Linked DNA regions of Homo sapiens: all the other regions are linked to region 3. A link is a contact called in ENCODE Hi-C data. All regions are on one chromosome and are shown on one strand. The core of a region is the stretch at or near the end of the contact, and the rest is flanking DNA. Distances in the headings are between cores, read along the strand shown. Region 1 holds the start of CCL3 (C-C motif chemokine ligand 3). Region 2 holds the start of CCL3L3 (C-C motif chemokine ligand 3 like 3). Region 3 overlaps MYO1D (myosin ID).

What was found. A loop is a pair of places that touch in the nucleus more often than their neighbours do. Pooled maps may share reads with other maps.
Region 1: a loop to region 3 is called in a map with no recorded cell type, with 5 times the contacts of the local background. The contact joins the promoter of CCL3 here to the enhancer-like site in region 3. A Hi-C loop is called at or near these places in 5 of 37 single-sample maps with no recorded cell type and 7 of 50 pooled maps.
Region 2: a map with no recorded cell type shows a loop between it and region 3 (9-fold over the local background). The contact joins the promoter of CCL3L3 here to the enhancer-like site in region 3. A Hi-C loop is called at or near these places in 4 of 37 single-sample maps with no recorded cell type and 3 of 50 pooled maps.

The regions. Positions count from the first base shown.
Region 1 is chr17:36,087,976-36,092,674 of GRCh38, forward strand. CCL3 (C-C motif chemokine ligand 3) reads right to left here and starts at 2,168. Exons shown (of 3, transcript NM_002983.3): 1 at 2,011-2,168; 2 at 1,208-1,322; 3 at 281-787. The coding sequence starts at 2,083. The coding sequence ends at 697. CCL3-AS1 (CCL3 antisense RNA 1) reads left to right here. Exons shown (of 3, transcript NR_186417.1): 3 at 1,571-1,887.
Region 2 is chr17:36,193,971-36,198,009 of GRCh38, forward strand. It overlaps CCL3L3 (C-C motif chemokine ligand 3 like 3), which reads right to left and starts at 2,788. Exons shown (of 3, transcript NM_001001437.4): 1 at 2,628-2,788; 2 at 1,828-1,942; 3 at 899-1,406. The coding sequence starts at 2,703. The coding sequence ends at 1,316. LOC128966706 (a long non-coding RNA gene) reads left to right here. Exons shown (of 2, transcript XR_008485584.1): 2 at 2,160-2,497.
Region 3 is chr17:32,526,435-32,530,739 of GRCh38, forward strand. All of the region lies in intron 21 of MYO1D (myosin ID), which reads right to left. Among named protein-coding and RNA genes, the nearest start is that of CDK5R1, 42 kb to the left of the region's middle. Within about 2 kb of position 2,562, at least 2 of the 41 ENCODE cell types and tissues checked have a DNase peak (open chromatin) inside an H3K27ac peak, as active enhancers do.

The sequences.
Region 1 (4,699 bases), core at 918-3,417, 3.6 Mb after region 3:
CTTGATTCATCATGAATATGCCCTACAGAATACTATGCTTAATGGTGGCCATTCGAGTAGTGAATTCTCCTAGAGCATGCATGTTATGATTTGAGTTATAACATATTCGTAGTTTCAATGTTCCAGAACTGTGTCTCCGTTGTAAAGTGGATAACTCTGTGGTAGCCCTCCCCATCTCTCCCAATTTCCCTCCATTTCACCTCTTCCTAATCTTTGCCTATGATTCCTCTTAACCAGTGATTTTGATTTGCCAGAAAAACAAAACCAAACTCAATACTGGTTTACCTTTTAAAAGAGCATCTTTATTATTTCCCCAGGCCGATCACAGCCCTGAACAAAAGCATCCGATACACATTTGTCAGTCTGGTGGCTTTGGTGCCATGACTGCCTACACAGGCTGATGACAGCCACTCGGTTGTCACCAGACGCGGTGTGAGGGAAGGGGGAGGGGACAGGGGAACTCTCAGAGCAAACAATCACAAACACACTGTGAAATCGAAAATAAATTACAAAAACTAAATAGTATAAATAAATTAAAATTTAAGTTAAGAAGAGTCCCACAGTGTGGCTGTTTGGCAACAACCAGTCCATAGAAGAGGTAGCTGTGGAGGTCACACGCATGTTCCCAAGGCTCAGGCTCCTGCTCCTCCCCACTGGGCCCACCGAGGTCGCTGGGCCTCGAAGCTTCTGGACCCCTCAGGCACTCAGCTCCAGGTCGCTGACATATTTCTGGACCCACTCCTCACTGGGGTCAGCACAGACCTGCCGGCTTCGCTTGGTTAGGAAGCTGTGGAGAAGGGAGGAAGAGTTAAGCACTGGGGAATCCAGCAGGGGAATCCTGGGCCCACCATGGCCCCACCATTCTGCTCTCTGTCCTGGGCAGCTCAGGGCTTGCTCCTCTTTCAGGGGCCCCCTGCCTATCTCTGTCTAGAGAGCTTCTCTCAGTGACTCAGTAGGGGTGGCCCTCAGAGTGTCCCGCTGCCTCCTTCTTCCTGTCCCTTTCCTCTGGGCTGGGGCAGCCCTTCCTGACTCTGTAACACATGCCTCACTCCAGCTCCAAGTCAGGTCACACCTCGGAGCCCTGCGTCCTGTATCCCCGATAGGCTCCTGAAGGCTGGGCCTTTCCAGGATAGCCTTCTGGCCTGTCTCTGCCCCAACCCTGACCCTCCCTACCTCCATAGAGGTGAGCAGGAAGACTGGCACTTACATGACACCGGGCTTGGAGCACTGGCTGCTCGTCTCAAAGTAGTCAGCTATGAAATTCTGTGGAATCTGCCGGGAGGTGTAGCTGAAGCAGCAGGCGGTCGGCGTGTCAGCAGCAACTGTGGAGAAAGGAAGAGAATGAGCCCGAGTCACAGCTCAGAAGAAAAGGCCAGGCAGCTTCTGATCCCCGAGCAGTTGAGGAAGGCAGGCTTGCTCAGACCAAGTGACTGGAAGGCATTTGGGCATTTTTGCTGAGAAATGTCTCTTTGTTTCTGTCTGTATCCTTCTTTCTCCTTGACTCTTCATAGTGGGTTCTCTGTTTCTCTGTGTGATCCAGATACCTGAACGGACTGTTCTCTTATCTCAGTTCTCTTCAGGGAATTTTGTCTGGTTCAAGAAGTCATACCCCAACCCAAGAGAAGCCTTGGACATCTCTCATAAGACATCCAAGGGACAGAGCTCCTGGGAGACCTAGAGTGAGCTGGAGAGTGAACAACATACCCCACTGGGAAGTAAGCAGCCCTGGATTCTGCCTCTTGCTAACTGATTCGTTTCGAACCCTGTTTTTCTATCTGTAAAAGGGACTGTAACTCCCCTGCCCCTGCCTAGATTCTCATACCTGGAGACTAGGGGGCTAAGACCCCTTCTAGAGATAAAAATAAAAGTCTTAAAGAGAAAGACCAAGATGTTTGGCAGCCCTTTAAGAAGTTCTCTTTTCTCTTGGGGGCTTTTAGGCCACAAGAAAAGATTGATGTGGTCTAACCATGGCCAGAGAGTGGTGATACCCACAACGAAACTCAGACTCACGTGATGCAGAGAACTGGTTGCAGAGAGCCATGGTGCAGAGGAGGACAGCAAGGGCAGCAGTGGAGACCTGCATGATTCTGAGCAGGTGACGGAATGTGGGCTCGAGTGTCAGCAGAGCCAAGAAAGGACTGACCACTGTCTGCTGCCCGTGTCCTTCTGAAGTCTGAAACCAGCTCTCCTCTTTATAGGCAGCCCTGGCGGATGGGGAAATGGAATCTGGGGGTGAGGAGGGAAATTTTTAAGCGTAGTGATGCTGTCATGCTAAGTTGCACAACTCAGGGTCCCTGGTGACCACAGGGGCTCAGGATATCCAAGAATAGCATCTTTGAGCTATTCTCTAACTCTCAGCTCTCAACTCATGACTTGTTATAGTTTCATAGGGAAATGGTTTCTCCTGTGAGTGTGAAGAGGGGTATATGTCAACCCAAGGCTATTCTTAGTCAGTCCCTTCTCATAAGAACTGGTCTGTGCATGAACTCTCCAGCCCCATTCCTTCCCACAGAGCTGCAATTCTGCTTCCTCAGCTGCTATAACCACAGGGATAGGGTTGATGGGCTGATGCTGTGGAGGGCTGCACAACCCTTCCTCCTCCCAGAGGCAAAGAACTGAATGAAAGCTGGAGGAATAGAAAGCATGAGGTCATGTTTCAGTCATTTGTCTATTTATTAGTCATGTAGTGACTAGGGCGCTGTGTTAAACGCTAGTTGTGGATCATAAAAATACTTTAGAGGTGGGTGTCAATATGTCAGGTGCCTAGAAATATCTGTAGCCATTAACCTAGAAAAAGCATTTCTAGGAAAGAGTTCTGTGGAAACAACCCAAATATGGAGCCATCTTCAAACATAAAGATACCTGACCCAGCATCGTTTATAACTCTAAAATAAACAAAGCTAAATTTTTCTCCATCAGGGAATGATAAATTATCCACTAGATCATTTATTATTAAGTCTCTAAAATGAATGAAGTGGCATAAATATGCTTATAACATCAGTGGTTAAAAAAAGCAAGATACGACATTATACAAATTCTACAAAGTCTGAAGAATTGTACAAATATATATATATATTTGTACTATATATACATGTATTTGTACATATACACATATATATTTGTACAAATATATATATATTCCTTGCCAACCCTAAGCATGGAAAAAAATACAAAGGCTTGGAAATACATGCCTTAAAGAATGAATAGTTCTTATATTTGTGTGATAGGTCCCTGGGTGATTTATTTTCTTATTTTTTTCTTTTTCTGAATTTTTCTCATTTTACTTAGTTAGACTTTATTACCTTCTTGGTCAGCCCACAAATTTATAAACTAATTTTTAAAAAAACATTTCCAACATCACTGGTTGAAAAATAGGTTGTTGTCAGTTGTTTAATCTGAAAGAAATTATTGATAAATATGCTGAAGTTTCTGTTCAATGGTTTTGGCCAAAATGAAGTCTTGATTTCCCATTTCTTTGAACCATTTTAAGGATCCTATACTATACTTACATAAATCATGCCAAATTGAAGCAGTTTTTTACTTATTCTTTTCAATACATAATTTCAGTGGTGTGGAAGGGTCTCTACCTTCTCAGCCAGATTATATGCTTTTTTTTCTTTTCCATACTTTGTTATTTTATTCTTTCACAATCAATCAGCATACCTCATTTTATAATGAGAAATAGATTTAGTTGGTTTTAATGATCTTTGTTTCTGAGATGCCCCTGATCTCGTGGGGGCAGGTAGAGTGTATGAACAGGTAATTGTAGCATTTAGCCGAAAGTGCTAGGACTCCTAGTAGAAAAAGAAATGAAAGCTCAGAATCCCACGAGGGGAAGAAGTGACCTTCCACCAGAGGGTTGGGGAAGGCTTCATGGAAGGGATGGAACTTTAGTTGTGTCTGGATAACTGCCCGGGATTTAGGCATCTATAGATGAGTGCCCAGCTGAGGCAGAGTCCTGAGTGTGACATTGTGGGTTCAGAGGAAAGAGGGGGTGCTTCAGTGGAGCTGCAGAGCAGTGGGGGTGAATATGGATGATAAAGCTAAATTGGGACCAAACCAGGACAGGCCTTGTATTCCCCCCAAAGGGGTTAGAGTTGATACATTTGATGCTGGAGAATAACAGAGGACAGAAGCCAAGTGCGACCATGCCTTTGGAATTCTGTCCTTTCTAAGTGTCTGTAGACTTAGGTCTTTTAATACACATGGGCTCTGTTTCCTTCCCACCCCAATGATGGCTAGTGCCAGTCTTGAGGGAGGAGAAGCAGAAGCAAGATCAGGGGCCGTGGTAGGTTTCACCGGAGCTTTGGCATCCATGTATCTTCCCCTATTGCTACCAATTCCAAATAAAGGTATCTCTGCCACTTGTATCATTAGAAACCTACATCACAGGCAATGCCTCCTTCTCACCCCACCCTCTGCCTCCCAGCTCTCAGTGATACCCAGAATTGCATTCCCTCACTCACTTCTTAGGGGAACCCCCTCCATACTCGTGATTCCATTTCTGAGAGCTGGCTTCTGTGAGTTGTGGAGAGTGAGAAAAGGAAATGGAAACTGCTGAATCAGTCAGTGTTCTGATAAGGGACATCTTCTATCTCTGTCATTACAGCACCGTGTGTTATAATTAGTTATCTATGTAATTTGCTCTTCAAAAATCTAGACCATGCCCTGTTGATTTTATTTTAGTTTCTTTTTCTCA
Region 2 (4,039 bases), core at 1,538-4,037, 3.7 Mb after region 3:
ACACAGAAGCTGGTTGTCTTTTCATTCTCTAACATTAGCTATTTATTTTGTAGAGTGTAGATTCTAGAGAAATAATGTATAATACACCTGTTGCCATATGCAGAGACTTACCACATTTAGAAAACAGTGGTGAATTCTATTGACAGTGGCTCTCAGTCATTAACATGCTATGGAACACCTCATGAGCTTGATAAAAATATCAGTTCCCAGGTCTACACCTAAAGATCCTGATGTAATTGGCTTAAATAATCACTGCTGAAACACTCTATGTCAACTCAGAATCCTGACAGGAAGTGGTTGCAATGGATAAAGTATCATCTGTTAAAGAATGGGGTAAGATTTGAGTATAGGCGGGTCATACTTTGGGAAATAACTTGGTCAATGGTTAACAGCATAGTCTGTAGTTCAATAAAAGTCCAGTTTTGGAACACAATTGACCGTTTACGTGCTGTGTAACCTCAGCCAAGTTGTCTAACCTTTCTGAGCCCTGGGTTACTTTTCTGTCAAGTGGAGGTATTAATAGTACCTAAGCTGTACTATTGCATTGGTAAGATTAAATGAACAATGTATAAAAAGCACTCAGTAGGAGGAGTAAGCCTCAACAATGTAAATAATTGCTATTAAGAGCTTGATTCATCATGAATATGCCCTACAGAATACTCTGCTTAATGGTGGCCATTCAAGTAGTTAATTCTCCTAGAGCGTGCATATTACGATTTGAGTTATAACATATTCGTAGTTTCAATGTTCCAGAATTTTGTGAAGTGGATAACTCTGTCGCAGCGCTCCCCATCTCTCCCAATTTCCCTCCATTTCACCTCTTCCTAATCTTTGCCTATGATTCCTCTTAACCAGTGATTTTGATTTGCCAGAAAAACAAAACCAAACTCAATACTGGTTTACCGTTTAAAAGAACATCTTTATTATTTCCCCAGGCCGATCACAGCCCTGAACAAAAGCATCTGATACACATTTGTCAGTCTGGTGGCTTTGGTGCCATGACTGCCTACACAGGCCGATGACAGCCACTCGGTTGTCACCAGACACACTGTGAGGGAAGGTGGAGGGGACAGGGGGAACTCTCAGAGCAAACAATCACAAACACACTGTGAAATCAAAAATAAATTATAAAAACTAAATAGTATAAATAAATTAAAATTTAAGTTAAGAAGAGTCCCACAGTGTGGCTGTTTGGCAATAACCAGTCCATAGAAGAGGTAGCTGTGGAGGTCACACGCATGTTCCCAAGGCTCAGGCTCCTGCTCCTCCCCACTGGGCCCACTGAGGTCGCTGGGCCTCGAAGCTTCTGGACCCCTCAGGCACTCAGCTCCAGGTCACTGACGTATTTCTGGACCCACTCCTCACTGGGGTCAGCACAGACCTGCCGGCCTCTCTTGGTTAGGAAGCTGTGGAGAAGGGAGGAAGAGTTAAGCACTGGGGAATCCAGCCGGGGAATCCTGGGCCCACCATGGCCCTGACATCCTGCTCTCTGTCCTGGGCAGCTCAAGGCCTGCTCCTCTCTCAGGGGCCCCCTGCCTATCTCCGTCTAGAGAGCTTCTCTCAGTGACTCCAGGCAAGGGGGCCCTCAGAGTGTCCTGCTGCCTCCTTCTTCCTGTCCCTTTCCTCTGGCCTGGGGCAGCCCTTCCTGACTCTGTAACACCCACCTCACTCCAGCCCCAAGTCAGGTCACACCTCAGTGCCCTGCGTCCTGTATCCCCGATAGGCTCCTGAAGGCTGGGCCTTTCCAGGATGGCCTTCTGGCCTGTTTCTGCCCCCACCCTGACACTCCCTACCTCCCTAGAGGTGAGCAGGAAGACTGGCACTTACATGACACTGGGCTTGGAGCACTGGCTGCTCGTCTCAAAGTAGTCAGCTATGAAATTCTGTGGAATCTGTCGGGAGGTGTAGCTGAAGCAGCAGGCGGTCGGCGTGTCAGCAGCAACTGCGGAGAAAGGAGAGAATAAGCCCGAGTCACAGCTCAGAAGAAAAGGCCAGGCAGCTTCTGATCCCTGAGTGGTTGAGGAGGGCAGGCTTGCTCAGACCAAGTGACTGCAAGGCATTTGGGGGGTTTTGCAGAGAAATGTCTCTTTGTTTCTGTCTATATTCCTCTTTCCCCTTGACTCTTCATAGTGGGTTCTCTGTTTCTCTATGTGATCCAGATACCTGAATGGACTGTTCTCTTAGCTCTCTTCATGGAATTTTGTCGGTTCAAGAAGTCATACCCCAGCCCAAGAGAAGCCCTGGACATCTCTCATAAGACATCCAAGGGACAGGGCTCCTGGGAGACCTAGGGTGAGCTGGAGAGTGAAGAACAGACCCCACTGGGAAGTAAGCAGCCCTGGATTCTGCCTCTTGCAAACTGATTCGTTTTGAACCCTGTTTTTCTATCTGTACAAGGGACTGTAACTCCCCTGCCCCTGCCTAGATTCTCATACCTGGAGACTAGGAGGGCTAAGACCCCTTCTAGAGATAAAAATAAAAGTTGTGAAGAAAAAGACCAAGGTGTTTGGCAGCGCTTTAAGAACTTCCTTCTTTTCTCTTCGGGGCTCTCAGGCCACAAAAAAAGACTGATGTGGTCTAACCATGGCCAGAGAGTGGTGATACCCACAACAACAACATGGACTCACGTGGTGCAGAGAGGACCTGGTTGCAGAGAGCCATGGTGCAGAGGAGGACGGCAAGGGCAGCAGTGGAGACCTGCATGATTGGGAGCAGGTGATGGAATGTGGGCTCGAGTGTCAGCAGAGCCAAGAAGGGACTGACTACTCTTTGCTGCCTGCGTCCTTCTGATGTCTGAAGCCATCTCTCCTCTTTATAGGCAGCCCTGGCGGATGGGGAAATGGAATCTGGGGGTGAGGAGGGAAATTTTTAAGTGTAGTGATGCTGTCATGCTGAGTGTTGCACAACTCAGGGTCCCTGGTGACCACAGGGGCTCAGGATATCCAAGAATAGCATCTCTGAGCTACTCTCTAACTCTCAGCTCTCAACTCATGACTGGTTCTAGCTTCATGGGGTTTCTCCTGTGAGTGTGAAGAGGGGTGTGTGTCAACCCAAGGCTATTCTTAGTTGATCCCTTCTCATAAGAACTGGTCTATGCAGCCAGGCATGGTCGCTCACACCTGTAATCCCAACACTTTGGGAGGCCGAGGCTGCAGATCACCTGAGGTCAGGAGTTTGAGACCAACCTGACCAAGAAAGAGAAACTCCATCTCTACTAAAAATACAAAAGTAGTCAGGCGTGGTGGCACATGCCTGTAATCCCAGCTACTCGGGAGGCTGAGGGCAGGAGAATCGCTTGAACCCAGGAGGTGGGGGCTGTGGTGAGCTGAGATCATGCCATTGCACTCCAGCCTGGGCAACAAAAGTGAAACTCCATCTCAAAAAAAAAAAAAAAAAAGAATTGGTCTATGCATGAACTCTCCAGCCCCATTCCTTCCCACAGAGCTGTAATTCTGCTTCCTCAGCTGCTATAACCACAAGGATAGGGTCAATGGGCTGATGCTGTGGAGGGCTAGACAACCCCCAGTCCTCCCAGAGGAAAGGAACTCAATGAAAGCTGGAGGAATAGAAAGCATGAGGTCACGTTTCAGTCATTTGTCTATTTATTAGTCTCGGAGTGACTGGGGCGCTGTGTTAAACGCTAGTTGTGGATCATAAAAATACTTTAGAGGTGGGTGTCAGTATGTCAGGTGCCTAGAAATATGTGTAGCCATTAACCTAGAAAAAGCATTTCTGGGAAAGAGTTCTGTGGAAACAACCCAAATATGGAGCCATCTTCAAACATAAAGATACCTGACCCAGCATCATTTATAACTCTAAAATAAGCAAAGCTAAATTTTTCTCTATCAGGGAATGATAAATTATCCACAAGATCCTTTATTATTAAGTCTCTAACGTGAATGAAGTGGCATAAATATGCTTATAACATCAGTGGTTAAAAAAAAAGCAAGATAAAACATTATACAAATTCTATAAAATTTGAAGAATTGTATAAAGATATATATATGCCATGCCAACTCTAGGCATGGAAAAAATTAAA
Region 3 (4,305 bases), core at 1,312-3,811:
AAAAATCTTCAAGTGTGCATATATGTATGAAAATGTGGCACTACAGACTCCTAGATGGTGTCTGTGCCTAAGATTAATACCTAAATACAAAGTGAACATCTTACCCGGATAACTGAAAGGAGCTAGAGACTCTTTATCTAGATCTTGGTACTTCCTCTTCATAAAGCCTTCTTTTTTTTTTTTTTGTGGGCTGGTAAGTATGGACCCCTATTTTCAAGGTATAGTTATTATTTTTTGAGACAGAATCTTGCTGTGTTGCCCAGGCTGGGGTGCAGGTGCACAATCATGGCTCACTGCAGCCCCGACCTCCTGAGCTCCAGCAGTTCTCCCGCTTCAGCTTCCCAAAGTGCTGGGACTAGAGGCGTGAGCTACCGTGCCCAGCCAAGGCATAGTTATTCTTGACAAGGAGGTAGAATAGGTTTCCAACCATGAAACATCTTCCATGGACCATCTGGAACTGTTTTTCATTTTCTTTCAAGAGAATCCTTCTTACAGTAGAGAGGAAGTTTACAGTTACATAAAATCTCCACTAACATTCCTCCTCCCCAGTCCCAACCTTCTGCCTAAGCAGATAGGAACTAACACCAAGAGCAGCAATTATCAGCCATCCCATACAGTGCTGCTTGGTTTCTCTACAAACACTTTTCGTAAGACCACAGTGGGGTCTTTCCCCGGCCCGCCATCACCAGTGAAGGGGGACAGCACATGCCTCTCGGAACTGCAAGGCAGGATTTGGCCTGGGATCCAACTTTCTGCTTTAAAAATGGCCACATGAACAAGGTCACCATCCAGAGAGGGGACTTCAGAAGAACAAGGAAGGCATGTGAAGCTGTGCCTGGCGCTGCCAAACCCACCCTGCATGCTGGCGAGAGGACTGGTTGATGGCAGCTAACCACAGTAAGGAGGAGTCCATGTGGCTGTCCAAGGAGTGTCCAGCCTGTTGAGGCACTGCCAGGCCCTGTGGACTGTAAGCCAAGGATGTGCTTTCTGTTCTCACTAACTTTAAATTCTAGAGATATCCTGACAGAGGGGCAGAAGCAAGACATTTCCTGCGCTTGTCAAAGCTACATAAAAGTAGCCAGGTTTGGTGGCTCACACCTATAATCCTAGCACTTTGGAAGGCTGAGATGGGAGGATCGCTTGAGCCCAGGAGTTTCAGACCGGCCTGGGCAACATAGTGAGACCCCGTCTATACTAAAAATAAGATAAAAAAAATAGCTGGGTATGGTGGTATGTGCCTGTAGTCCCAGCTACTCAGGAGGCTGAGGTGGGAGGACTGCTTAAGCCCAGGAGATCAAGTCTGTAGTGAGCTGTGACTGTGCTACTGCATTCCAGCCTGGGCAACAAAGAGAGACTCTATAAAAATAAAACAAAACAATAAAAGCTACATAAAAGCAAAACAACTTTTTTTTTTTTTTTTTTGAGGCAGAGTCTTGCTCTGTCGCCCAGGCTAGACTGCAGTGGCACGATCTTGGCTCATTGCAATCTCTGCCTCTCGGGTTCAAGCAATTCTCCTGCCTCAGCCTCCTGAGTAGCTGGAATTACAGGCGCCCGCCACCAGGCCTGGCTAATTTTTGTATTTTTCTTACAGACAGGGTTTCACCATGTTGGCCAGGCTGGTCTCGAACTCCTGACCTTGTGATCCACATACCTCAGCCTCCCAAAGTGCTGGGATTACAGGCGTGAGCCACTGCGCCCGGCTGACTTGATTCTTATGGTGGTAAAATTGGCCCATTTGGGTTCTACCCCACTTAAGGCTTGCCCTCTTCTGCCCCACTGGGCCAGTGGTTTTGGGGAAGAAGGTATCCAGTACCTTGATCAGAGGCGATGTCTAGCCTCCTCTGCCCTTTGGAGAGCTGGTAGCAAGGCACTGAGGAATTACTGCTTTGCAGGTGGGAGAGGGTGAGATGGGTAGGAAGTGCATGGCAGAGCTGGGAAGCTGGCTCCTCAGAACTGGGAAGTTGAAAGAAGCAGAGCCAGCTCTTGAGTAGAACTTAGGGGTGTGTATATGTGTGTGTGCGTATGTGTGTGTGTGTGTATGTGTGTCGGGGGAATTACTGGGAAGGGTAGTGTGTGATGCTGAATATGCCCTCCCACCCCCAAATATCCACATCCTAATCCCTGGAACCTGTGAATGTTACCGTACGTGGCAAAAAGGCCTGCAGATGGGATTATGTAAGGCTGCTGAGATGGGGAGATTATCCTGGATTATCCAGGTGGACCCTAGATACAATCACAAGTATTCTTTTAAAAGAGAGGCAGAGGGAGATCTGACACAGACAGGAGGAGGAGGAGGAGGCAGTGTGATCCTGGAGGCACAGATCAGGGTGAAGCAGTCACAAACCAAGGAGTGCCGGCAGCTCCCAGAGGCCGGAGGGGTGGAGGAGTGGATTCTCCCTGAGAGCCTCCAGAGGGAACAGGCCCTGCCCAACGCCCTCGTTCTGGCCCAGTGAAATGAATGTGGACTGCTGGCCTTAATAACTGTGAGAAAAAAACATGTCTGTGGTTTAAAGCCACCAAATCTGTGGTAATTTGTTACAGCGGCAATAGGAAACTGACATAGATCGGTAGATGGTGTCCTCGGATGAGACTTCTGGTTTACTTCCTGTAGGCATTAGATGGTGGGACTCCTAAGTGAGAAGAACAAGTGTTGCACATCATTACATGCAATGTGCAGGAGCAGTATCAAAATTCTGCATGTGCGCGTGCACACACACACACAGCCCAACCCACCCCTCACTTGGATCTGAATCTGTGTCTGTTGTTAACTAGCTTGTACTTCAACAGGGAGCTGTGAATTGAGCAGGAGGATCATGAGACAAGCTGCCCCAGGTAGTCTGGCAGGGTCTCAGAAGGCATCACAGAACATAGCAGAGGCTATAGCAGGAAGCAGGTGAGGTGTCCCTCCAGAGACGTGAGCTGCCTGGACAGAGAGGAGGGAAGAAACCCACCAGAAAAGGGGCGGGTGGGGAGGGCAGGACCTGTTTTGCAGTTGTAAGTTTCTCCCTTAAGAAGAATACAGAGTAAGGGATGCTAGACCCTTTTCTGTTTCATCTGAAAACACTTTCCACAGGGGTAAACTCTATAATCGTGTGTGTGTGTGTCTCTAATGCAGGGGCAATGAGCTGCTGGGTGTGCTTTGTGGATGTGGCCAGGATGGGCTCAGGGGGTGCTGCTTTCAGGTGGGTGAGACTCACATGGACATATGTGGGTGGGCAGGTGCCTTTTGCTTAAGGAATGGCATCAGGCCCAGGATGCTAATGTGTTTCTATGGGCTGTCTGAGAGAAGACAGGGAAGGGGCACAGGCGGTGAGAGATTTCCCGGATGAGACATGAACACTCCTCTCCACGATCATGGCTGCCTTCCAAGAGGCTCTCCAGGGACAGCGCTCCTCACCGTGGGGGAGGCCCCGTGCTGACTCCCAACGCGTAAACAAACACGGGGAGCCAGGCAGTCTTCCCACTGTACCTGGGCTCCACAACCTCAAAGGCTCCCAGCTGTATCTCCACTTGAACAATAGCGTTTTAAACTCCTTGGTTCATTACCAGTCTGCATCACCTATTCAGCATTCACAAGGTATACAGCACTAGAGGAGGTTTCGTGGAGCTCTGTGGTAAAAGTAGATGGCAGAGTCTCAGTTCTCCAGGGACAATGAGACAAATATAAATTAAAAAACATAGGTGACAGTTATCTAAGGCATGTGACACCAAGGACAGGCAAGGAGCCCGATCTGTGTTCATCGAGCCGCTCCATTACACTCTGTCTGTGGTCTTGGGAAAATCACAGAACCTCTCTAAGCCTTTTTGTCCATCTATAAAATAGGCTTAATACATTTAAAAATGGCTTAGAAGATTTTGAGAATTAAATGAGATAATGTACGTGAAAGCCCTTTAAAACTATAATAATTGCATCTCAACAAATGCTGTAATGTAGAACATAGGGAAATATTTTAAAATTACATGATGAGAAGAGAAAAAATTACAGACTAAGTGCTAGTCTAATTCCAAGAATATAATAATTTCATTGTGGTGCATCAGGACACTCTGGGACAAGAATGAAAGACATCATTCAAGACAAAAGAAAGGCTTAGTGCAGTAGCTCACGCCTGTAATCCCTGCACTTTGGGAGGCCGAGGTGGGAGGATCACTTGAGTCCAGGAGTTTGAGATCAGCCTGGGCTACATGGTGAAACCCCATCACTATATGAAATGCAAAAATCAGCCAGGTGTGGTGGTGCATGCCTGTAGTCCCAGCTACTTGGGAGGCTGAGGCGGGAGGATCTTTTGAGCCTAGGAGTTTGAGGTT